Linked DNA regions of Homo sapiens: all the other regions are linked to region 1. A link is a loop called in an ENCODE intact Hi-C map of the cell type or tissue named here. Cell type or tissue: IMR-90. All regions are shown on one strand.

What was found. A loop is a pair of places that touch in the nucleus more often than their neighbours do. Peaks named below come from ENCODE experiments on the same cell type or tissue, not always from the same donor. Only the 100,000 strongest peaks of a DNase experiment are listed, where the experiment ranks them.
Region 2: it touches region 1 in a loop (4-fold over the local background); 3 of 110 quality-filtered maps call a loop at or near these places.
Region 3: a loop joins it to region 1, with 5 times the contacts of the local background. A loop is called at or near these places in 2 of 110 quality-filtered maps.

The regions. Positions count from the first base shown.
Region 1 is chr21:27,697,465-27,705,464 of GRCh38, forward strand. No RefSeq gene overlaps it. Among named protein-coding and RNA genes, the nearest start is that of LINC00113, 21 kb to the right of the region's middle. In IMR-90, a CTCF peak has its summit at 3,745 (motif pointing left); a DNase peak (open chromatin) is centred at 3,717.
Region 2 is chr21:28,518,835-28,526,834 of GRCh38, forward strand. No RefSeq gene overlaps it. Among named protein-coding and RNA genes, the nearest start is that of LINC00161, 16 kb to the right of the region's middle. In IMR-90, a CTCF peak has its summit at 3,327 (motif pointing left); a DNase peak (open chromatin) is centred at 3,287; H3K27ac peaks cover 199 bases.
Region 3 is chr21:27,420,070-27,428,069 of GRCh38, forward strand. All of the region lies in intron 1 of LOC105372762 (a long non-coding RNA gene), which reads right to left. It also overlaps the pseudogene RPL10P1. Among named protein-coding and RNA genes, the nearest start is that of LINC01673, 210 kb to the right of the region's middle. In IMR-90, no CTCF peak of the experiment used is centred here; DNase peaks (open chromatin) are centred at 2,542, 3,232, 4,322 and 5,772; H3K27ac peaks cover 898 bases.

The DNA of each region.
Region 1 (8,000 bases):
TAACATATTTTACTTAATTCAGGATAGATAAAATATTACTACTACAATTTGCAATCAGAATAAACTTAATAAGGTATTTCCTATTATTATTATTATCATTATGATTATTCATTATTATTTTGGAAGCCAGTGTGTATTTTATACTTACAGCACGTCTCAGTTCTGATTGCCACATTTAAAGTGAACAATAGGCAAATGTAGCTAAAAATGGCTAATATACTGAACAGTGAGGTCTGGATATGATCATGAAAATGGATGGTTGAGCTTGTTGTTGTTACTGCAAGAAAAAAACAAACAGAATTTGAAGGCAAACTTGTTGAAATGATCATTTTTGTAGCTACTCAGATCACTAATAATTAAGAGTGATGGAGAGAGACAAGCCACAAACTAAATCACTGAGAAACCCAAAAGAACAACCTTGATGGATGACAATGACGGAAGAGGTACTGAACTCATGTCATCTGGTGACATAAGAGTCAAGGTTGAGAGTCTTTAGGGAACAAAAAGGGAGAGGTCTGGACATAGAATTGAGGAGCAGAGAACACCTACATCAACTCCAGACCGACTAGGTCTGTGGAAGAGGAAGAAGCCACAAGTTGAGGGCTGTAGGGAAAATGCTAAGGTGGGAACAGGCTTCCTGCACCTCAAAAGGTAAAGAGATTATTAGCAGGAGAGGAGTGAGGGAAGAGAAGGGAACAGGACACATGCAGAGCGTTATAATGCTTACAGTGTGAAGGTAAAGGGTGGCTTGGGAATTGGGAGGCCTAAGGAAAACACAAGATTGAGTCTTGAAAACAGTACCGGAGGGTTTTGGTGAAACCCTCAGTGTGGGGTTGGGCATAGGAAGGCATGGCCAACTCACACTTCTTTTTCTTAAACAGCTTTACCAAGGTATAATTTATATATGGTACAATTCATCCATTTAAAGTGTACAATTCAATGGGTTTTTGTATATTCACAAAATTGTGCAACCATTACCACAACCTAATTTTTGAACATTTTAATCACCCAAAAAAGAAACCCTCAACCTATTTACAGTCACTTCCCATTGCCCTTCCCCATCTCCCCATTTCCAACCCTAATCTATCTTTTGTTCCTATAGATTTGCCCTTTCTGCACACATCTTATTAAATGGAATCACACAGCATTAGTAATTTGTATTGGTTTCATTCACTTAGCATGTTTTCAAGGTTTGTAGCATGTATCAGAAGTTCATTTTCTAATTACCAAATAATAATCAGTTTTATGGATGTAATATACTTTCATTTTCCATTGATAGGTCAAAGTTGTTTCCTGAATAGCCCTTTGCACTATTATGAACCATGGTGAAATGGACATTTGTGCACAGATTTTCTTGTGGATTTAAGTTTTTAATTTTGTGTGTGAGGGGGCATATATCTAGGACTGGAATTGCTGGGTCATGTGGTAACTCTGTGTTAAACATTCTGCAGAACTGCCAATCTGCACTCCAATGTGACCACTCATTTTACATTCCCACCAGCAATGTATGAAGGTCCAGCACTCACTCCTCCCTGACCCCTGCTAATGAAGGCAAAAATGCCCAGAAAGCCATGTCTTAACTCATATTGTGGCTCCCCTCATGATCACTGAAATTGACAACCTAGGCATGATCTTCACCGCAATGCCTGAGTTTACTTTTGATCCTTACAGGGAGGAAGAGGGCTGATATCAAGTGCAAGAGCTCATCTTGTCTCCTATGAATGAGGATGAGACTTCAGAGCAGCCCATTGTAACACAGCAGATGCCTACCCTACTTTCAAAGCCCATTAATGCGGGCCAGGCAACACAGGTTTGTAATAAATAAACACTTCAAATATTTACAGTAACTTTGCAAAGATAGATATGTCTAATCCTGCTTTATAGAAAAGGAATATGGGGTTTAAGATGTTTTGAACAATTTGCCCAATGTCACACTGATTGTAAGCACTGGTTAATTCTACAATCATTTGTACAATGCAAATCAGCACAAACATCACCTTGAAAGCAGGGTTGCAGTTTATAAGACCTGAATAGTCCTCAATAGCTTTAATTGTTTGTGTTTAGGAGTTATTCTAAGAATTATGGTTTTAATTGGCCCACGCAAGTGAAAAATGTGGAAAAGCATTCTACTAAGGTATTGCTAAGTGCTATTAAATAAGGATGACTTAAATAATGGGAATAAGATAAATGTATTATATTCTTAGTCATAGTGAGGAACCATATTTCAAATGACTTCTTTTGGTAAGTGATTATTTAATGCGGTTTTACATAATGACATAAGAAAGAGAGTTATAGGATTAATAGCAAAAATAAGTGTGAAAATGATTTCTAAATTGTAATTCATCTTTCTTCAAAAGGCTATAAATTAAATTAGTGTGGAATCCTTATCTAATATTAATCTTTACTTTGAAGATTGGATAACAGCTGCTTGGGTAACAGGTGCACCAAAATCTCAGAAATCACCACTAAATAACTTATCCATGTAACCAAAATAATATTAATCTTTACTTTGAAGGTAAACTGCATTGTTCTCCTTAATGTATAAAAAGGGTTCTAAATATGAAAAATGTTAACTCTAGGCCAGGCACGGTGGCTTACACCTGTAATCCCAGCACTTTGGGAGGCCGAGGCGGGTGGATCAAGAGGTCAAGAGTTGGAGAGTTTCCTGGCCAACATGGGGAAACCCCGTCTCTACTAAAAATACAAAAATAAGCTGGGCGTGGTGGCATGTGCCTGCAGTCCCAGCTACTTGGGAGGTTGAGGCAGGAGAATCACTTGAACCCAGGAGGCAGAGGTTGCAGTGAGCCGAGATCATGCCATCGAACTCCAGCCTGGCGACAGAGCGAGACTCCGTCTAAAAAGAAAAATGTTAACTCTGTATGCATTATGTTTCATAAGTCTTGGAAAAGTTGTTTCATTTTCACTTAAAAGGAGCTACTCAAAACATTAGAAATAACTTTTTAAATAGCTTAAAATAAGGTATTGAATATGTAAATAATGCACATTGATACAATATCATGCAAAGCTGCTACAGGTTATAATGTAGAATTGTATTAAATGACAGGAAACTTGTCAACAATAAGCTATTAAGTGAAAAGTAGAAGCAGGTTACACAATGCCTGATTCTAAGTTTGAGAAAGACAAACTGATAAATAGAGGCATCTTGATCTAAAATACATCTTAACAAAATGCACCAACATCTTAGAATAGTTCCCTTCGAATATTGGAATGAAGCCTGCTTAGTATTTTTTTCCTTTTTGTAGCTCAGTAATTTCTGTTTTCAACAATAAAGTAGATATTACTTTTGTAATGATAAAATAATTTTTAAAAGATCTGAGATCCCAAATTTTGCCATATGCTAGTCAGTAGTTTCTGTTTATTCTTCTACTGTTACAACAATACTTTGCTTTGTACAGTTAATATTAGAGGGCAAAAACTATCTGTAAAAAAATTTTCTTCACCTGTATCAATGTTTAATGAGTAAAATTAAACAAAATTGGAATTGATAAAATGTATTTTTTTATTTTACAAAAATATAGAACGTAGTTTTTAAATGAATGATATATCTTGAGTTCATGGTTATAATACAAAATGACTTATTTTTATCGACCATCCGGTTTGTAAAAAATGAATTGCACCACAGTTTTATAGCGAGAGCAATACGCTTCTTTCTCTTGAAGAAAAATGAGCGGTGACACACTTTTGTGATCCAAGCCTGCCCCCTGGTGACCAACTGGTCACCACGAGGCTGCAGACTATGAGGCAGGCAGCGCCCTCTTTAAAGCTGTTCAGAAGTAACCTCGAAAAGAAAACGTGGCATTACTGGAGGTACATTTCCCTGTAATGCCCCAGGCATCTCCATCAGTGTCTCAACATCATCAAGTGCGGGAAAGATAGCATTAAAAAGTTATAAAATAAAAAAGTCATTTTCGTACTGTCTTGACGTGCACACCGTGATGTTGAGACAGACACTGATGGAGAAGCATAAGAATGATGTAATGGTCTTTGCAGACTCAGGGAACAAGAGTGGGAGGGGGGTGAGGGATAAAAGACTGCACATTGGGTACAGTGTACACTGCTTGGGTAACAGGTGCACCAAAATCTCAGAAATCACCACTAAATAACTTATCCATGTAACCAAAAACCACCTTACCCCACAAAACCATGGAAATAAAAATTAAAATTAAAAAGTAATATCTCGAGGTATAACAGGAATGTACAAACTGAAACGACAGGGTTAATTCTCAACACATTCTTCTGCTCTTTCCTAAAGGGAAAAAAATAACACAGATGTGGCAAATTTGAAGGAGGATCTCTAATAGGAAATAATCTGATGAAATTTATTCACCAGGTGCTGAGAAAATTGTATTTAAGCATCCATGTTAAAGTCTAACGGATCATGAACACTAAGTGAAATATATAAAGTATCAGTCTATTTCTAATATGAATCTACACTTTTTTGTCTCTAATTCTGAGAGAAAGAATAATTAGAAGGGGAATTCAAAGAGGAAACACGAAGAGAGCTTCAAGAGTAAGAGCTGCTTTGCCAGAAAGCAGTGACACAGTCATCAGTCCTTTTCTTTGGGGAAAGTACAGTCACCAATGCTACCTGTTATTTTGTTAAAACAAGACTGCACTTTTCTCCCTCTATAAAAGGCAGTACTGATCCTGGCATCATAATGAAGCCATAAGGCCATTTGGTAAAATGTGATGCTTCCAGGGTCTCCATTTAGGTGGTTCAAAATTGGACTCAAAAACACCACCACCACCCTAAGGGGACGAAAGAAACAATAACTGGTCCACATTGACATCACTTCTGTCTTTTACAGTGGCTTTAAATGTATGTATGAATGTCAACATTCTTGATATAATTTTATCTTTTTCTTAGACATGGAAACCAGAGTCTTAAATTGCGTTACAAAGTTCTTCAACCACTATTACTATTACTTTAAAAAAAATATGCCATAGGAAACTTGAGGTCAGGTGAGACAGTTAATCATTAAGATTTGATTTGGGACTCTTAAAAGTCTTTAATGAAAGGCCTGGGTGTTCATAATATATCAAAAATTTGGAGAAGCAAGATCTGAAGTTAGAACATCAGAAAACCAGAATTAGAATCATGAGAAAACCTCCATGAAATTTTTCCTTCATTGTCTTGAGAATTTTAGCACTTGTCGTTGTGGAAATGCCACACTTTGGCAGGTCAAGGTGGGCGAATCACTTGAGCCCAGGAGTTTGAGACTAGCCTGGGGAACATGGTGAAATCTTGTCTCTACAAAAAGTAGAAAAAAAGTTAGCTAGGTGCAGTAGTGCACGTCTGTGTTCCCAACTACTCGGGAGGCTGAGGTCGGAGGATCACTTGAGCCTGGGAGGTCAAGGCTGCAGTGAGCCGAGATCGAACCACTGCACTCCAGCCTGGGCCACCAGAGTGAGACCTGTCTTAAAAAAAAAATTAAAATGCCATATAACTACTGCTTATACCCAGGACCTTTATTAGTGAGATCAACAAAATATCTTATTTGTTACTACAGTTCACACACAGGATCTTTATAAACTACACATTATGCTAAAAAAAGAGACTAAACCAACAGTTTATGTAAAATCAAGCGGTATGTAGGATATAAATGGATTTTGACATTGACAGCATTGAAAATAAGAAGCAATTCAATGAATGTTAGGATTAAAAGGAATACACATTTTTCAGCCCTCATTCTTTAATTTACATATAAAGAAATAGGCCCTCAAAATGTGGCCAATTTCCAGTCATGTAGACAGACACAGAGAAAAATGAAATGAATATTCAGATGTAAACCCTCCTTCATCTGCACCCATTCTGTTCTCATCTCCTTCCTCTATCTGTACACTGAACCTATCCTTTCTCTAGGTCGTACGTGTCTTGATTTTTCCCCCTCCTTTACCTTGTACAAGATTCTTTTCCATCAGCATTTGAATATATCCAAGTCTCTGTATCTAAAACGAAAATGAAATGGTCTCTCTGTCCAACACACACACACTCTCTTCCAGGCACTGCCCTACCTTCCTGACCTCTTTGCTGCCAAGTATCTTGAAAAAAAAGTCCCACGTGCTAGTCTTGATGGTTTCACCTCCTACCTGCCTCATTATAATAAAATATGTACCCTTCCGCATGGCTTCTCCCTAGAGCTCACCAATGACTGGTGACCTACTGAATCCGGAAGAAGGGTTTCAGTTGTTCACTCCCTTCTCATACCATCAATATCCAACATTATTGGACTATTAGCTGTGCCCTTTCAAAGCACTCATCCTTTTACTTTCAGCCTCTCTGTCTTTTTGCGGGTTTGTCTTTGTTTTTTGCTGTTGTTTTGTTGGTTTGTTTGTTATTTGTCTTACTGGCTACTCATTTTCCATCTCATTCTCCTTCTAACATAGAACATTAACAGCTAGGTTTTTCAAGGCTTGGCCCTGGGCTCCCTTTTCTTCTTCTTCTAAGTTCTCTGTCTGGCAAGCTCAATTGTACACATGGCTTTTATTACAAACCACATACTAGTAATTTCCAAGTTCACATCCACCTCTCAGACCTCTCCTCCGAGCACCAGGCATGTTACTCAAACTGCTCAGTTGACATCTCCACTTTTAATAGCTATCTTTCACGGAAAATCCGTTAATAGAGTCACATTGTTTTATGGTTAAGGAACAGAACCTTTCCATATGGCCTGCAAGGCCGTGCATAATTTGGGGCCCTAACCTCAGAGGACTTACTATGCCCTAGGATTACTCCATGCCCCACTTAAATTAGCTTTCTTTTACCATATTTCTTTCATTCAGAAGAACTCTGCTATCTGTTCCCATGTGCTAAAAACCTCTTTTCTTTATCTCCCATTCTCTTTTCTCCAAGGTAAATTCCTACTTTAGTTCTCATTCTAATGTCACATTTTTAGGAAAGCTTTGTTAGACTCATCAGACAGAGTTATAAACTATTGGGTAACTACTCTTCCTAGCACCTATTATAGCTTTAGTTACATGTTTATTTGTTTGATCAGTGTCTCCATTAGTCTGTAAGTACCATGAAGGTAGAGACTATTTTCTTCTTATACATCATTGTGACCAAACAGTAAACAGGAGGTCTCACACTCAAGAAATACTTACTGAATACATTAAAATGGAGTTTTATCTTTTATTATTCAGATGTGAATATTTGACACAGATATGTAGGTCCTGGTAAAAAAGGCATTGGTGATGGCTCAGATTCTCATGGACTCCAGGCCAACAAACTGTTAGTTATATTCTTAGCTGATAGAGAGAAGTGCTTGGCTCATGGCATGAGTTCAATAACTTGCTAAATGATTAACAAGAGAAGGTAGTAATCACAGACAAAATAGGCTATTTAATTTATCTTGTTCCATAAAAATGTTCCATAAAATTTTAGGGATTATAAAAGATTCAACAAGTAAGTGTGGCTATTTCAGACAAGAAAGAAACAAAAAAAAATGTGTTGGCAAGAACATAGAGAAATCGGAACCCTCGTTCGTTGGTGATGGGAATGTAAAATGATGCAACCACTGTAGGAAACAGTATGATGCTCTCTCAGTCAGTTAAACAGAGAATTACCATATGATCCAGCAATTCTACTTCTAAGTATACGCCTCAAAGAATTGAAAACACATCCCCCGCGCCACCCGCCCCTCCACAGAGAGTGGAATATTATTCATCCTCGAAAAGGAATGGAAAGCTCCCATTTATACATTTATTTATTTCAGAGTGTATTGTAGATTCCTATTTCATTCAAGAGGGTGTAATTAAGATACCATGAATTTCCCCAGATTTGGCCAGTGGGAGCCCCTTCAAGCTGGGCTCTGTGCCTTTATAACACATCTCCACCATTCTTTGAGTACTTCATTTATCTTCATGCCTTCTTGTACTTTTTTCTTCATGCCTTGTACATTTCTTCATGTCTTCTTGTACATTTTTCCTCATGGCTTCATCTAGGTTTTAAGCCCCACATGCATTAGCTATATGTCCTA
Region 2 (8,000 bases), 820 kb after region 1:
CTTAGCCAGATCTACTGATCCTTTTCTTTTCAGTGAACACTTGCAAAAACAAATCTCAAGCAAGAATGGATCAAATAAACGTTTTCTTTAAACACTTTCATGGTAAGGGTGTGGTGAAATTGTAATCCTTGTGGATCGTTGGTGAGAATGTAACATGCTGCAGCCACCATAGAAAACAGTTCAGAGTCTCCACATAGAATTACCACATGATCCAGCAATTCCATGACTAGACATAGACCCCAAAGAATTAAAACAGAGGCTCAAACAGACCAATGTTTGTAGCAGTATTATTCACAATAGCCAGTTAGAAACCCAAGTATCTATCAACAGACGAATGAATAAACAACACGCGGTATACACATAAAATGAAGTATTATCTAGCCACGTACAAGAATGAAATCCTGATGCATGTTACAATATAGATAACTTTGAAAGCATTATGCTAAATGAGATGGCAGACACAATATTGTATAACTTCATTCATATGAGGTACCTAGAATGGTGAAATTCACAAAGACAGAAAGTAGAATGGAGGTTACCACAGGCTGAAGTGGGGGGAATGGGGATTTATTGTTTAATGCGTACAGAATTTCAGTTGTGATCATGAAAAAGCTCCGGAAATAGAGACCAGTGATTATCACACACCATGGTAAATGTACATATTGTCACTGAATTATACATTTAAACATGGTTAAAATGGTAAGTTTTATGTTATATGCATTTCACTACAGTAAAAAATAAACTATGATAAGATATAAATAATTTTTTTAAAAAACTCTAGGCCCCTACAAAACATATTGTCTGGGTTCCAGATTATTTTCATTTCCTTATCAATTTAATATCTCAGAAATTAAAATCAAAGTTCTAAAAATATCCCCAATCTTTATTGACATTTGAGTGCCCAAAGGCAATGGTAAATCCAATTTATAGTAGAACTGATTTGAAGAATATTATGAACAAATGAGAAATGTGAGAACATTTAACTGTCTCAGAATCATTGAATTTTAGAGTTAGAGAGAACTTCAGATATCTTGTTCAATGTTTTCCAAAATGTATTTCACTGACCACTCATCCCACAATATATTCCATCATAAAAGGGTTCTATGCCAAGTCATCATAAAGAGACTACACTTTATTTTTTTATTATTTATTTATTTTTTTGAAACAGGGTCTTACTCTGTTGCCCAGGCTGGAGTGCAGTGGCCCCATCATGGCTCACTGCAGCCTTGACCTCCCTGGGCTCAGGTGATTCTCCTGCCTCAGCCTCCCAAGTAGCTGGGACCACAGGCATGCGCCACCATACCCAGCTAATTTCTGGGCCTGGGTTGGCTTCTCTCTAGCTATTTGACTTTAGGTGAATCACCCCAACCTTCTGATTTCCAGTTTTCTCATTAGCAAAATGAATGGGTTGAATTAGATCAATGTTTCCTCCAAAAGGACCTGTGATTAAATGAGTTTGGGGGGAAAGGAGGTAAAAATAAGCAGTGGTCTATACTGCGTTGATTCTGAAACCATTTCCACAGAGTCATCCACCACAGATTTACCCAGTATATTTGGAGAGAGGGGGGTTTGTCACGTTGCCCAGACTGGTCTCAAACTCCTGGGCTCAAGCTATTTGCCCTCCTGTAGACATCAGCAAATCAGCCCTGTGCATTTTAAATAAACCAGACCTGTTTTGCATGCCAGTGATTCTCAAATTGTAAAGAACACAGTAATCACCTGGGGGTCTTGCAGAAGTGCAGATTCTGATTAAGAAGGTCTGGGTGGAATCCAGGAATTAGCATTTTTAACAAGCTCTCAGGGCTGCTGCCGCTGTTGGTCCTGGATCATATATTCTGAGACAAGGCTAGAGAAGGCACTGCAACCTCGGACAGCACAGGGGTGAGAGTGTGCAGGTAGGTAGGGCCATACCAGTTGTGAAAATATTGACATACTTCCATGCTGACTGATAAGTAACCACTGAAGGAGCATCCAGACTCCCCAGGATCCAGAAACAAATACCAGATTCCACTTGGGGGTGATATGGTTTGGCTGTGTCCCCACCCAAATCTCACCTTGAACTGTAATAATCCCCATGTGTGAAGGGTGGGGCCAGGTGGAGATAATTGAATCATGGGGGTGGTTTCCCCCATACTCTTCTCGTGGTAGTGAATAAGTCTCATGAGATCTGATGATTTTATAAGTGGGAGTTCCACTACACAAGCCCTTCTTCTTGCTACCATGTAAGACATGACTTTCCTCCTCCTTCACTTCTGCCATGATTGTGAGGCCTTCCCGGTCATGTAGAACTGTGAGAATTAAACCTCTTTCCTTTATAAATTACCCAGTCTTGGGTGTGTCTTTATCAGCAGCATGAGAACAGACTAGTAGAGGGGGTCTCAGAGCCACTTCAGAGTTGCAGCCAGCATTCATTCTGATTGGTCAATGACAGGCTGAACAGTTGTTTACTGTTTAAAGTAGGTTACCCTGGAAAAGGTCTTACCAGACAGGCAGCTCCCAGTAAATCTGTGGTGGATGACTCTGTGGAAATGGTTTCAGAATCAATGCAGTATAGACCCCTGCTTATCTTTACCTCCTTTTCCCCCAGACTCATTTAATCACAGGTCCTTTTGGAGGAAACATTGATCTAATTCAACCCATTCATTTTGCTAATGAGAAAACTGGAAATCAGAAGGTTGGGGTGATTCACCTAAAGTCATATAGCTAGAGAGAAGCCAACACAGGCCCAGAAATCTGTTCTTCTCACTCTCACAGTCATGCCCAATTGAGTTTTCCTAATATATAAGATGGTTTAGTTCAGCAATTGTAGAAGAGGGATAACCTATAAAGCTTATATTGCAAACCAGGTAAACTATCTGAATTAGCATTACTTTAAAGAAGAATCTCTATTTCTTTAACTCCAAACCCTCAGCTACGAAATATATTTTTATCAGGGTTATAGAGGTATTATGTGAAAATTCTACTGTATCTAAAATCTTCAGGTCATGCTGTCCAAAACCCCTCACCAGAGATGCAGAATTGAGCTAAAGTGACTTGCTTAATGTCACCAGCACAATGGCTATTTAGTGACAAATCCAAGACCAGTACCCAGATCTCTTTACTCTCATTGTGGAGCTTGTTTCTGCAAACCGCAACTGGATTCACTTTAGTTTTCTAAAGGAAGTATCTGAATGAATGACTGTTTAGCACAGCCCAAGCTGCTGTGTAACTAGGTCACTGAATACAAGTTTACTTTTCTTAAGAACAAGGTGTGAACAACCACCATCTGAGCATGAATGAGACCTGCAATGGTGTACTATAGGCTTGAGGAAACTGCCCTCTGCTGGGATGCAGTGATGCTGCCTTTCACCATACCTTTAAAAGAAGGACTGAACTATTAAATATTCCCCGAGGTTCAATGAGGAATAAAGGAGGCACGCAGAGATATTGGTACACGGAAGCAAAACGTTTTGCCATATGCCTTCTTAGAAAATTATTTTCCAGCTGCAGTCAAATTCCCTTTAACAACTGCATCTGCATTTGTAACCCCTACGCAGCATCCCGGCTGCTCCACGATGGCCTTGGGGGATATCTGTTACAGGGCTGGATGCCCTCTTATGAGAAATCTGGGAGTTGTATGCCCTGATTCTCACCCACCTCAAACCAAGAGGACACAGTGGTTACCGTTGTGTGTTACCAGATAAGGTTACAGAAGGGATCAGAGAGGTGTCTGTGATTCAGTTCAAGGCCAAGGTAATTGCTACAACTTCAGCACTGAAGCGTTTTACAAAGGAAATAGCACCATCAGGTTGCAACACTGGTTTTCCTGTTCAATCTTAAAAAGGAACTGCCCTCAATAAATCATCTTCCTAATGGAAATGACAGAATTATTCTCCCAGGAGGACAATACAAACCACACATCCCTCTTAATAGGAAGGAAACACAGAGCCACAGCTGCCTGGGAGGATCCAAGGCTTCCAAGGGATTTGTTTCCCCTTTGTCCCTCTGAGGTCACTTTTTACAAATTTTCTAAGTCATTGTTTACATGTAAACATAGACCCCCATCTCCTCAAATATGTTGTCTGTTTCATTTTTTTCTAAAAACTATGTCTATGGTTAATGTAAGGGAAAAAAATCATCATATATCTAAAGCAAAAAGTAAAGTTGTAAATCAGAGTAAGGTATGTTTTTGTTAATAATGCCAATAAAATTAAATGCAAAAAAACAGAGTGGTAGCTTTTGGAGAAGACTGTGTGATTATCTCTCCTTCTGCGTTTGTCTTATTTTTAAATATTGTATATTTTTATAATTGGATTATAAAATTCTTGTTATTTAAAATCATTTATTCGATCATGTATAATCTACCACAAGGGTTTGATGCATACCAATATCACTAGCAACTTTTAAAAGTGGAGCAGAAATATATAGATCATATAATGGGATTTTAAAACCAGAACTAATAATTCACTTTCACGTTCTCTATCAATTGCATTACGTTTATTAAGAATTAGTAATAAACTTTGCATATGGCATTTGGCAAAGAAACTTCAATTCATTTCTTTAAAAATGAATTTGTTAGAACTCCAGGTTTCTTTTCCAATCAAAACTTTAGGAAATGCCACTCCCAAACCAACTGAACAGCCAGGCTTTTGGTTTCTGAGAAATTCTTGCCCAGGTCACCAGAGAATGAAAGGTCAACTTTGAGGAAGTTTCTGGAACAAGGAAGAATATCAGTGAAATTGGCTGGAATTTTTTGAGCGGTGAAAAAAAAAATCCCTTGACTATTAAGTAAGCTATATGTGAGTAAGGTCACCGTTTTATCAAATTCATCCTGGGCATTTGGTCAGATCCTTTGAAACTTTTTCCCATGGTTAACATTCTATTTTGTTGCATTTTTGGCATGATGACTAAGAGATTTGGGGCACTGGCCCAAAAATCATAATTTTTTTTTGTTGTTGTTGTTATAACAAATTAATAAATTAGAGGAAATAGGTGTTCTTTTTTTTTTTTTGGAAATTCACAATGAATAGCCTACTTTGGGGAGAAAAACATCACAATTTGTTACATGTTCTTTTTGCATTCTTAATTTTTATTTTTTCTGCCATGATAAATCTTATGGAGCTCTTAAACAGAAGCGTTTTCCAAATACGGTTCTTAAGACCCTACAGTTTTCTCCCGCTTCCATCTAAAGATCTGCATGAAGCCAAAGTTTCTTTATATGTTTCATCCAAAATAACATGTTGTAATAGACTGAATGCAGAAGCAGATAAAAGAAATTGTCTTCTATTAAGCCAGACATAAAAGATTTTCAAAAATGTGAAACAATGACGTTTTCTCACTTTCCTTGTTTCAAAAAATAGTTACTTTTCACAGAAATATGTCATTTATGGAAATAAATTTAGTATTTTTCATTAATTGCTTTTGTCCATTACTATTATTTGTAATGTATTAGTAAATACATATTTTTTATTTTCTCAATATTAATTTCAAATACAGTAAATAGCAACAGAAAGAACCAACCGAAATAGAAACTCTTTGGGATCCTCAAATTTCTAACAATGTAAGAAGGTCCTAAGATCAAAAAGTATGAGAATTTCTAAGATAGAGAAGCCCCTTCCTTTTTAAGTTTCATGTACACGTTTCTGGCGGGAATAGAGCCTGTACTATATCTCTGCACAACTCTCAGAGATACTTCTTTGAACCTTTGAGATTTTAAATAGACTATTAGGGTTGACCACCCTGCTCTCAAACAATGTGTAAGGGTATTTACAATCTGTAACCCTGCTATAAGTCATAAATAAAATGGAGCTAGTGAAGAGAACTTTTTATCTGGGGTAATCAATAGGTGCTGAATTTAAGAAGACAGCAGCATTGTCCTCAGGCATAAAAGGCAAATAAAAACAAACGCACACATCCCATCATGCAGGAGTTTAAACACCACGTATAAGTATATTTCCATATCTTAATTGATGAATTTATGATCTATTCTGTACAGATATTCTGATTTATACTAAATATAAGCCAGTTTAGCCCCCCCGAAGCAGCTCAATACATGCCTAATTTTGTATCACACGCTGTAGAACCAAACTCCTTCTTTCTATTAAACTACTACTACAGGCTTCATTTATGTTGTTATCCTTGCCTAAAAAAATGCCCCCTATTCTTTCCTTTACTTTCAAAGCTCAAGCTAAGTTGTACCTTCCTCTACCAAGATTTCCTTGATAAAATTCAATGAAATAAACTGTTTGCAAACATGGCCCTAATTCTCTACATCTCCCTGTATCCATACCCTTTCCAGGTGGCTTTAAAATTTCTCTCATCGAAAAGTAGAGTCTGTTTTCCTATTCTTTGAAACTTAGCCTACCTTGTGATTCACTTTGTCCAGTAAAATGTAATGCAAGTAACAGCATACTAGTTTTAAGCAAAGACCTCTCTCTCTTGCTCCTTTGTCTTCCTCACAAGAACGAGATCACAAGAGCAGTTGGAAGATGACAGACCACATGGAGCAGAGCCTTATCATCCAGGTTGAGGCCATTCTAGAACAGCAAACTCCAGCTGGCCTACCATTTGACTGAAGATGTGTGAATCAGCCAAACCAAGAGCATATATTTCTGGCCTAGGTGAAAATAACCAACTAGCCAAACTATAAACTTGTGAGAAATAATAAATAATTTTTGTTTTAAACCACTAAGTTTTTGAATGGTTTGCTATGCAGCATTATTTTAGCAATAGATAACTGATTTGCTAATCCTCTAATTTCCCCAGAGAATGAACCATATATCTGCAATGAGTCCTAGACATTTTTCCTTCATTATATACTGTCTTAGGCTGTGAATTGGTGTTTCTGAACTACTTGAGAGACTATAGTACACCTTAGCTTTCCTGTTTTTGGCTCAATAGATATCTAATTGGTACATGGAGCAATTGGGAAACTTAAATTTCTAGACATAGAAGGATTCTTCAAAATTACTAATTTCTTACCTGACATACATTTTCCCCTGAAATTACAATTTTAAGGAAATTTGTCTTTTAAGGAACGAATTTATCTTTCTTTTGCTTATTTTTCCTCCAAGACTCAATCTCCATGAGTTCCAAGACTCAATGAGTATGCAGAATTTATAACCACACAACTACAGCTTGATCTGCCAGAAGAAAACATTTTCAATTTAATCGCTTTCTCATTTCTATCACTGAAATTCTAGAGCTCTGTAATCTACTGTCTCCATCATTTTTGTTATTAATATTATTTTGGAAACTGTTCAAAAAGAAAGCGAGTCACTTTGCCTGAAAGGCAATTGGCTCCTGCTCCAGGGTGGCCTCAAGATGCTACCTCTCAAGAACACTCTGTTCATTCCCTGAAAACTTGTGCCATGAGCAGCCAATGACAAAGATGCAAAGCTTGTCCTCCAGAACCTCACATTTCTTTTTCTGTCTGCCTTTACGCCTTTCTGGTCACTTATCTCCCCAACATCCTAAAAAATTCAATGCCTTAAGCCTTTTTCTGAATAACAGAAGTCCCACAATGTGAAAACTATTCTCCCTTCAAAATGCTCCATGACCGAAAGGTGATTTGCCTTCTTCCCTGAGTCCTTACCAAAGTCATGATCCTTACCAAAGTGTCATTTATCTCACCTCGGTGTCTGGTAGAAGAATTTTATTAGAATTATTCATGTGAATAAGTGGTAGCTTAATAAACTAACTAGAACAATCATTTGCATAAAGAGGATGATTGTTAATAAAATTATAGCAGTGGTAATAAACTATTTGTGGAAGGATCTGCTACCTGTTCACCAAATATCATTGTCTACTCTTCTTCCTGGGCACATTATTTCTCACCCAGGGTTACTCAGAAATTGCACGTTGAAGAATTTCCATTTACCAGGTTTCCTGAATTACTGCATGAGGAGGGACTGCTTTTCTAACCTGTTAACTGTTACGTGAACAACAGAGAAACTTTAGTTTTGTTTAAATTATAAAAATATTGGGGTTTATGGAAGCTAGAGTTACCCTGAATAATTCAC
Region 3 (8,000 bases), 280 kb before region 1:
GATGAAGAACATGGGATCCCGTGGGTTAACACCACACTAGATGTAACCTAACACTCTTAGATGCTCGATGTGTAGGCCAGAGCCTCCTAGTCTATAATGTGAGTAGGACATATACTATACAGCATGAGATAAAGTTTAAACAAGTTAGTGTTCAACTGTAGGATCTCAGAGCAATCTAAAGCACTGAGGTTGCCTAGGGACAAACATTTTCATGAATTCTATTTATTTATTTATTTATTTTTATTTTTTAGATGGACAGGAAGTAGGATTTATTGGTGAGTATTAAGAGGGGGAAGCACAGTGGAAGCCCTCATGAGTGCGGGGCCTGCCACTTGTCCAGAGGGCCATGACTAGGGATGTAGGCGACCCCACAGCCATCTGGGATGAGCTGCTTCTCAGCCACCATGTCTTCAGATTCATTCGCATTGAATTTGGTGAAGCCCCACTTCTTTGAGATGTGGATCTTCTGGCGGCCAGGGAACTTGAACTTGGCCCTGCGTAGGGCGTCAATCACATGCTCCTTGTTCTGCAGCTTGGTGAGGATCGACATGATAACTTGGCCAATACAAACCCCGGCCACAGTGCCCTGGGGCTTTCCAAAGGCACCTCGCATGCCTATTTGAGCCTGTCAGCCCCAGCACAGGACAACGTCTTGTTGATGCGGATGACGTGGAAGGAGTGGAGCCACACCCGGATATGGAAGCCATCTTTGCCACAGCTTTTTACCATGTACTTATTGGCACAAATTCGGGCAGCCTCCAGGGCTTCAGAGGACAGCTGCTCAAATTCATCTGACACCATGTGGCCATAAAGCGGAAACTCATCCACTTTTACCTTCTTCCGCCCCAGGTCAAAGATGCGAATCTTGACATCAAGGACACCTTGGCAGAAGCGAGACTTTGGGTACGGCTTGTTCTTACAATACCGGTAACAACCCGCGGGGCGGCGGCCCATGGCGACACCAGGATCTTCAGTAGTGCTCTCAAGGGAAAGAGAGCATGAATTCTTATTAATATAATAATTTATGTACTTTACCTCAATTTATTTTTATTTTTTATGTTTAATTGACAAATAGAAGTGTTATATGCATATTTTTTTTTCTTTTTTTTTTTTTTTGAGACGGAGTCTTGCTCTGTTGCCCAGGCTGGAATGCAGGGGCGCAATCTCGGCTCACTGCAAGCTCCGCCTCCTGGGTTCACGTCATTCTCCTGCCTCAGCCTCCCAAGTAGCTGGGACTACAGGTGCCTGCCACCAAGCCAGGCTAATTTTCTTTTTTTTTTTCGTATTTTTAGTAGAGAGAAGGTTTCACTGTGTTAGCCAGGATGGTCTCGATCTCCTGACCTCGTGATCTGCCCGCCTCGGCCTCCCAAAGTGCTGGGGTTACAGGCCTGAGCCACCACGCCCGGCTGAATTGTATATATTTATGCTGTACAACATGTACAATATATATCCAACATATATCTTGGGTATATATCTAGACACTATGGAATGGCAGAATCAGGCTAATTATCATATTCCATTTCCTCACACACTTACCATTTTTGTGGTGACAGCACTTAAAATCTACCCTTTTGGCACATAGTACATTGCTGTTAAGTATGATCACTGAGTCCTGAACTTATTGCTCCTAACTGAAATTTTAAAATTGATTTCTTTCTTATCTTCCTGTCTTTACTTGGAAGCCAACTATTGTTTTTCTTGGCTTTTAAATGATGGGTGGCATGCTAATCTGAGGTCCGTTTTGCAAGTTCTTGAGAACAGATTACCCAAGGAAACAACAACCATATTCCCTAGTGTCTTATGATGTAACCAGTGGAATGGTACCCATGGGAGGAGAGGGAAGAGGTAAAAACTTGGTTGTGGACCTCAGCTCATGCAATTTTGCTCTGTCGTGGGGACCCTCTACTGTTCGGCTTTCCAGTGTTACTGTGTGTATTCTTTTATATGCTGAGGAAGTTGTAGGAAAGTAAGGAAAATAAAACACTTTTTTTTTTTTTGAGACAGAATCTTGCTCTATGCCCCAGGCTGGAGTGCAGTGGCACAATTTCAGCTCACTACAGCCTCCACCTCCTGGGTTCAAGGGATTCTCCTGTCTCAGCCTCCTGAATAGCTGGGACTACAGGCGCCCACCACCACACCTGGCTAATTTTCGTATTTTTTCGGTAGAGATGGGGTTTCACCATGTTGGCCAGGCTGGTCTTGAACTCCTTGACCTCAATTGGTTCACCCATCTCAGCCTCCCAAAGTGCTGGGATTACAGGTGTGAGCCACTGTGACTGGCCTGTTCGTTTTTTACATCAGCATATCTGTTACTCCCCACTAAGGATGAGGAACTTCGCACTGGAGCAAGATGATTAGGAGAAAAATGAATCTGCTTTGCCACCTAGTTTGGGGGGAATTGATGGAGCACACACTTCTGAGGGACACATGATCTCTTTCTCAGCAGTAACTTGCTAATGCTGTACCAGCTTTCAGCTTGTCTGGAAATGGCAAGAGTGTTTTATGAGTGTCTTATGGACACAATGAATCAGCTTTACCTCAAAATAAAAGTTAAAAAAAAATACATTCTGGCTTACCCCATGATACAATGCTAAGTGCATTCATAGGCACACACACGGAGTCTTTCTGTCTAAAAAACAGCACTGTGTTTACATCCTGCCACCTATCTCAGAGGGACTGACTAAGACTTGGAAAACTCTGATGATATCCTTTAATCTTTTCCTTAATATGGGAATATAGTGTTTAATCTTTGTACCTTTTTATATAAGTTTTCATCTGAAATGGTTTTTTTTCAAATGTATTTCTCTTAGGTTGGGTGCATGGTGGCACAATATCATGCCTTATTATTTAACGTTCACATCTCCCTCCCAATAATTTAAACCATCCAAATATTTGTTGATAATTTTCGTATTCCCATTTCATGTTTGCACAGCCAAATAACACATGTAAAATTCCTTTAATCTCTCCATACAAAATAAATCCTCCATTGCTTTAATTATTCCTAGTAGTGCTTTCTGAACTTTTACCAGCCTTGCTTGGCAGAATTATGGTGAGAAAGTTGAATCCAGGCTGTCAGTAGCAAAGTGTTTGCCATGCTATTATCCTTGGCAACTGCAGGCCTCCTCCAGGCTACAAAACAGCTCAGTGCCTACCTCCTTTTCCCTGCTTTCTACTGGCCTACAAATTCCAGCTGTGGTCAGCTGGTGAGCTCTGAGCTACAGGGACGGCGTGGCGCATGTTTTGGGCTTGACTCAGGGATCATGTAATGTTGGGACAGTGAACTTTCCGATGGGAGCCAATAACACCCATGGTTGTTTTCACCTCCTGACCAGAATGTCTCAACTTAATTCAATCATCTGAACATCAATGAGGGTGACTGGAAAAAATTTTTTATCACAGCACTAAAATAAAAGCAATTCCAAGATGTTTTCTTTTCCATTGCACATTTTCAGAGCTTTGATTTTCCTGGTAAAATGCTCTTTGCATGTGCCATGTTCCCAGATTAGGAGAAGATGATACCCAAGGGAGAAGAGGTAAAAATGCACATAAATAATTTTACACCATGACACCGTGGTTAAGGCTTTCAAGGATGCTTTTAATGATGCTATGTGCCATGGTTTTAAAAGTCACTATCAAGTTATTTATTTGTATATATTTTGTTTCCTCTTAAAAACTCTTTAAATAAATAAAAGAGGAGAAATTGTACAAATTTCTTCTTTTACTGTGTACCTACTCTTGCTTTGTGTTTATGAGTGAAGAGAGATGGGGAACATACAGAATATTAAGTGGTATATTTAAGATACTTGTTCATTTTAAGATTTAGGCTTGCAATTTAGGTGTGCCTAATTTGTCTGCTTTGGGAGCTCAAAGGTCAAGTTGCCACCGCAATTAAGCATCAATATTCCTTAATTTGAAGTGTTAAAAAATATGTGTGTGTGAGCGTGTGCATATCTGTGTTCAACTGTCTGCCTTTATTAGTTTTCTAGTCCTGCTGTACATAACACATCACTATAGACTTACCACCTTAAATACATAGGTCCAAAGTCTGACACTGATTTCATTACTGGCAACAGGTTCTTTGATATGAGGCAAAAAGAGTTTTCCCAGACAAGTCTTCACTGGAGCTTGTGCCAGGGCATAAGGGAGACAGCAAGAGAGAAAGAGAGAGAATTCCCTAATTCCACTAGAAGAGCTGTAGGGCTTTTTTGTTAGGCAAAGCATGGAAATTGACATGCAAGTTGGGCTGGACAAAGCACATAAAGGGTAGAGCACAGGCTAGCATTATCTGGTTGCAATGGTTGAGTAATGAACCATCTGGTGGTCTGGCCAGTGGCAACAAGGCTGCATTCCTTCCTGAGGTGGGACACTCTGCAACCTTGGTTATCTCCTAAGGCCAGTTCCTGGAATTCTTTAAGTAAAGACATGTTTAAATGGTGATGTAAGTGAGGTAATGGTGTGAGTTCTGTGATCAGTGAGAATGCATAAAAGACTCCGCTAGGTGACTTGAAACTGAGCTTCGTCTCCAATCTGCCTCGGTTTCTCTGGATTAAAATTGAGGTATCAGAAGAGTGGGGCTTCTTACCAGAGACAGTGGGAAAGGATGAAGCTATTGACAGAATTCAGTTTCTTGTGGTTGTAGGCATGAGGTTCCCATCTCCTTGTACTCTGTCAGCTGGGAACTGGTTGTATTTCCTAGAATTCTCTTTCCAGTCCTTGTTTGTGGCCACCTCCTATCTAGAACCAGCAGAGGCATGTGGAAGTTGAATGGTTCTCATATTTGGAAGCTGTGTGACTTCCCCTTCTGCCTTCCTCTTTCACCACATCTCTCTGACACCAGGCAGGGAAAATTCCCTGCTTTGAAGGGCTCATGTGATCAGATTGTGTCTCTCCAGATAATTAAAAAAAAAAAAAAAAAAAAATCCCTACTTTGAAGTCTGTAACCTAAAAATTACCCTATATTAAAGCCTGTGTCCTAACATTTTATCTGCAATCATTTTTTTGTTATTGTTGTTGTTCGTTGGTTTCTTTCTTTCCTCTTCCTTCCTTCCTTTCTTCCTTCCTTCCTTCTTTCTTCCTTCCTCCTTCCTTCCTTCCTCCTTCCTTCCTTCCTTCCCCCTCCCTCCCTTTCTTTCTTTCTTTCTTTCTTTCTTCCTTTCTTCTTTTCTTTTCTTTTTTTTTTTGCCATGTACTATAAGCAGCTATTTACAGGTTCTAGGGATTTGGTCATGGATTTTTCTGTGTGTGTGGCAGAAAGGGGGCACTATTTAGCCTAAGACTTTCCAGCATCCTCTTTCTCTCTCTCACCCTCTTTCTCTGCAACATGGCCTCAAGAGCAAGAAAAAAGATAAGATGCCGAGTCAGAAAAACCTGACTTCAAAATTCTTTCCCCTACCAGCAGCTCACTAATTACCCAGCTGGTAATTTGATAACAGGAATTTTCTTCATCCTTTCAAAGATTTGTTTCATTTCTTGTTGTCGTATTTACTTCATCAGGTAATTGTAAAATTGATGATATAGTCAGATGTCTGCATCTAGTGCTATGCCTGGCATACGGCATGGGAGGGTGCACTTTTAATCCAATTTTATTTCAGAGGAACCATTGTACATCCTGTTTCTTATCAAAAGTTGCTTCATGGCAGTTACCCCAGGTCACTGAGACCAAGCCAGGGCTGTCATTCTCAGAGGGGGAGATGGAAGGGAGTGATACAGGGGAGGGCCTAGCAGGCAAAGGAAGTTGGAAACTGTCCTCTGTAAGCCCAGCACGTGGGAAGCAGCTGGGTGCATTAATTTCACCTTTGTCATCCCTGGCATTGAAAAACCACAACCAGCTTACACGGAAAGGATTCTCAAATGGAACTTTCTCAAATTTATGGTGAAAAACACTAGGAAACTGCTTTGAATTGAAGCATGGCGCTGATGGTTATCCAGTTCATCCTCTCTGCTAAAGCCATTTGACTCTCATGTGCTTAATAAGAGATCCTTGGAAACATTAAGTGCTATCCAAGAAGCAAAAATAAAGCAGAACAACCAAAACAAAATGAAAACAAAAAATAAGAGCAATAACCTGCATGGTAATAGGAGAAAATTTTATTTTTTATCTATTTTCTTCAAATCTTGCTTATAGGTAAAAGAGAAAATTATTTGAGTAAATATAATGCATTCCCTAAAGAAACAAAAAAGATACTCAGAGGTCCTCTGAAACCCAGCTCCCCATCTTCTTATTAGACTATGACTGAACATTTGCCCAATTGGACATATCACACCCTCTGGCTAGAATGTGGTATTTACATTGTTATAAATAAATTGACATGTGTGTATAGCTCTGGTGGGGGGACCGTGGACAATAGAGCACATACTGTTCCTGAGTTCATCTCATGTTCCCTCAGTCAGTTTCAGTCAGAGATGAATGTTCATTTAATCAGGAAATTTTATCTTGTCTTTAAAAGCCTTGGCAACTGTAAATGAGGGGAGATCTAAGATTAGTAATGTACTCTGACAAACTCTTCTTTTTAAAAATTATGTCAGATTTTCCAGAGCAGGATTTCAGTTTTCTTCTACAAAGTTTATTCTTAGCTTATACAAAATAGGCTTACTCTAAAACCCTAATCATGAAGTAGTACATTCAGATAATAGGGAAATTAAAATATATCAAAATGAAACAGCAGAAAGTAAACATGCCATCCTTATTTTATGTCACTGGAAAAAAGTGTGTGTGTGTGTGTGTGTGTTTAGCACTAGCATGTGGCATTACAGGACATTTAGGTTACCATTTAAAATTTCTCTAACAAATTATGGTAATAACCATTTATTGAATCTAACAAAATGACTTCTTTTGAAACATGGTAGCCTGAGCTTAATTGTCTGTCATCATCTCTATCTAAACCCCTATAAAAAATTTCTGTCTCACAACTTTTTTTTTGTGAAATGCTTAAGTTCAATTATTTTTAATTTTGTTTGCTTTTTAATAAATATATTGAAGGTTAATTTTATTTTAATAACTACCTTAGTCATATCACATACATTTTGAAAGGCAACGTATTCATTTCTAAATAATCTTTCCGTGATAATACTTATTTTTCAACTGCAAGTTTATTGGAAGAGTGTTATTTAAAAAGATTGTAGGGGTTGTAACTATCTGTTTACCCCTTCATTCATCGAGCTATCCATCAATGCAAGCATCAGTCTTCCAAATCAGTACTATTTATCTCTATCATTTCTTGTGTATATTTTGTTGTTAATTCTATTTTGACTCTATTGTACTCAGAGAATATATATTTGTGCTACATGTAGCACAAAAAACAATGAGTTGAACAACACAGTTTAGAAATGCTAAAGCAGAAATAAAGGTTTTTCAAGTTGTATCTCACAAATCTATAATAATAATGGAAGAAAATCCATAGCCCTTTTAGTATCAATAGTTGAACTTTATATTCTCTGAGTACAATAGAGTCAAAATAGAATTAACAACAAAATATACACAAGAAATATATATTCCCCCTAGCCTCAACTCCTCAGGCTCTGATAACCACGGTTTTGCTCTCTACTGCTGTGACACCAGCTTTTTTAGATTCCACAAATGCGTAAGATCATGTGGTACTTTTCTTTCTGTGCCTGGCTTATTTCACTTAATGTCATACAGGTTCATCTATGTTAATGCAAAAGACAAGATTTCATTCCATTTTATGGCTGAGTAGTATTCTTTGTGAATCTATATCTATACCACATTTTGAATGGAACTTGTAGTTTCTTTTAACTATTGATTAAAAAGTTAGAATTAAATGCGAAAAGTAAACGTATATATGATGTATACATGTATGTATGATGTTTGTATATATGTATACATATATATAATAATGTGAGTGCCATTTTAAAAGATTGTCTCTAAATATTGGGTCGTGTTACAAAGTAAACCTCAAGGAATTAGAAGTAAACATTTAAGACAGGCCGCACAATTAAATTTTGTATCTTTATTTTAGTGACTAAATATCTTGCTTCACAGC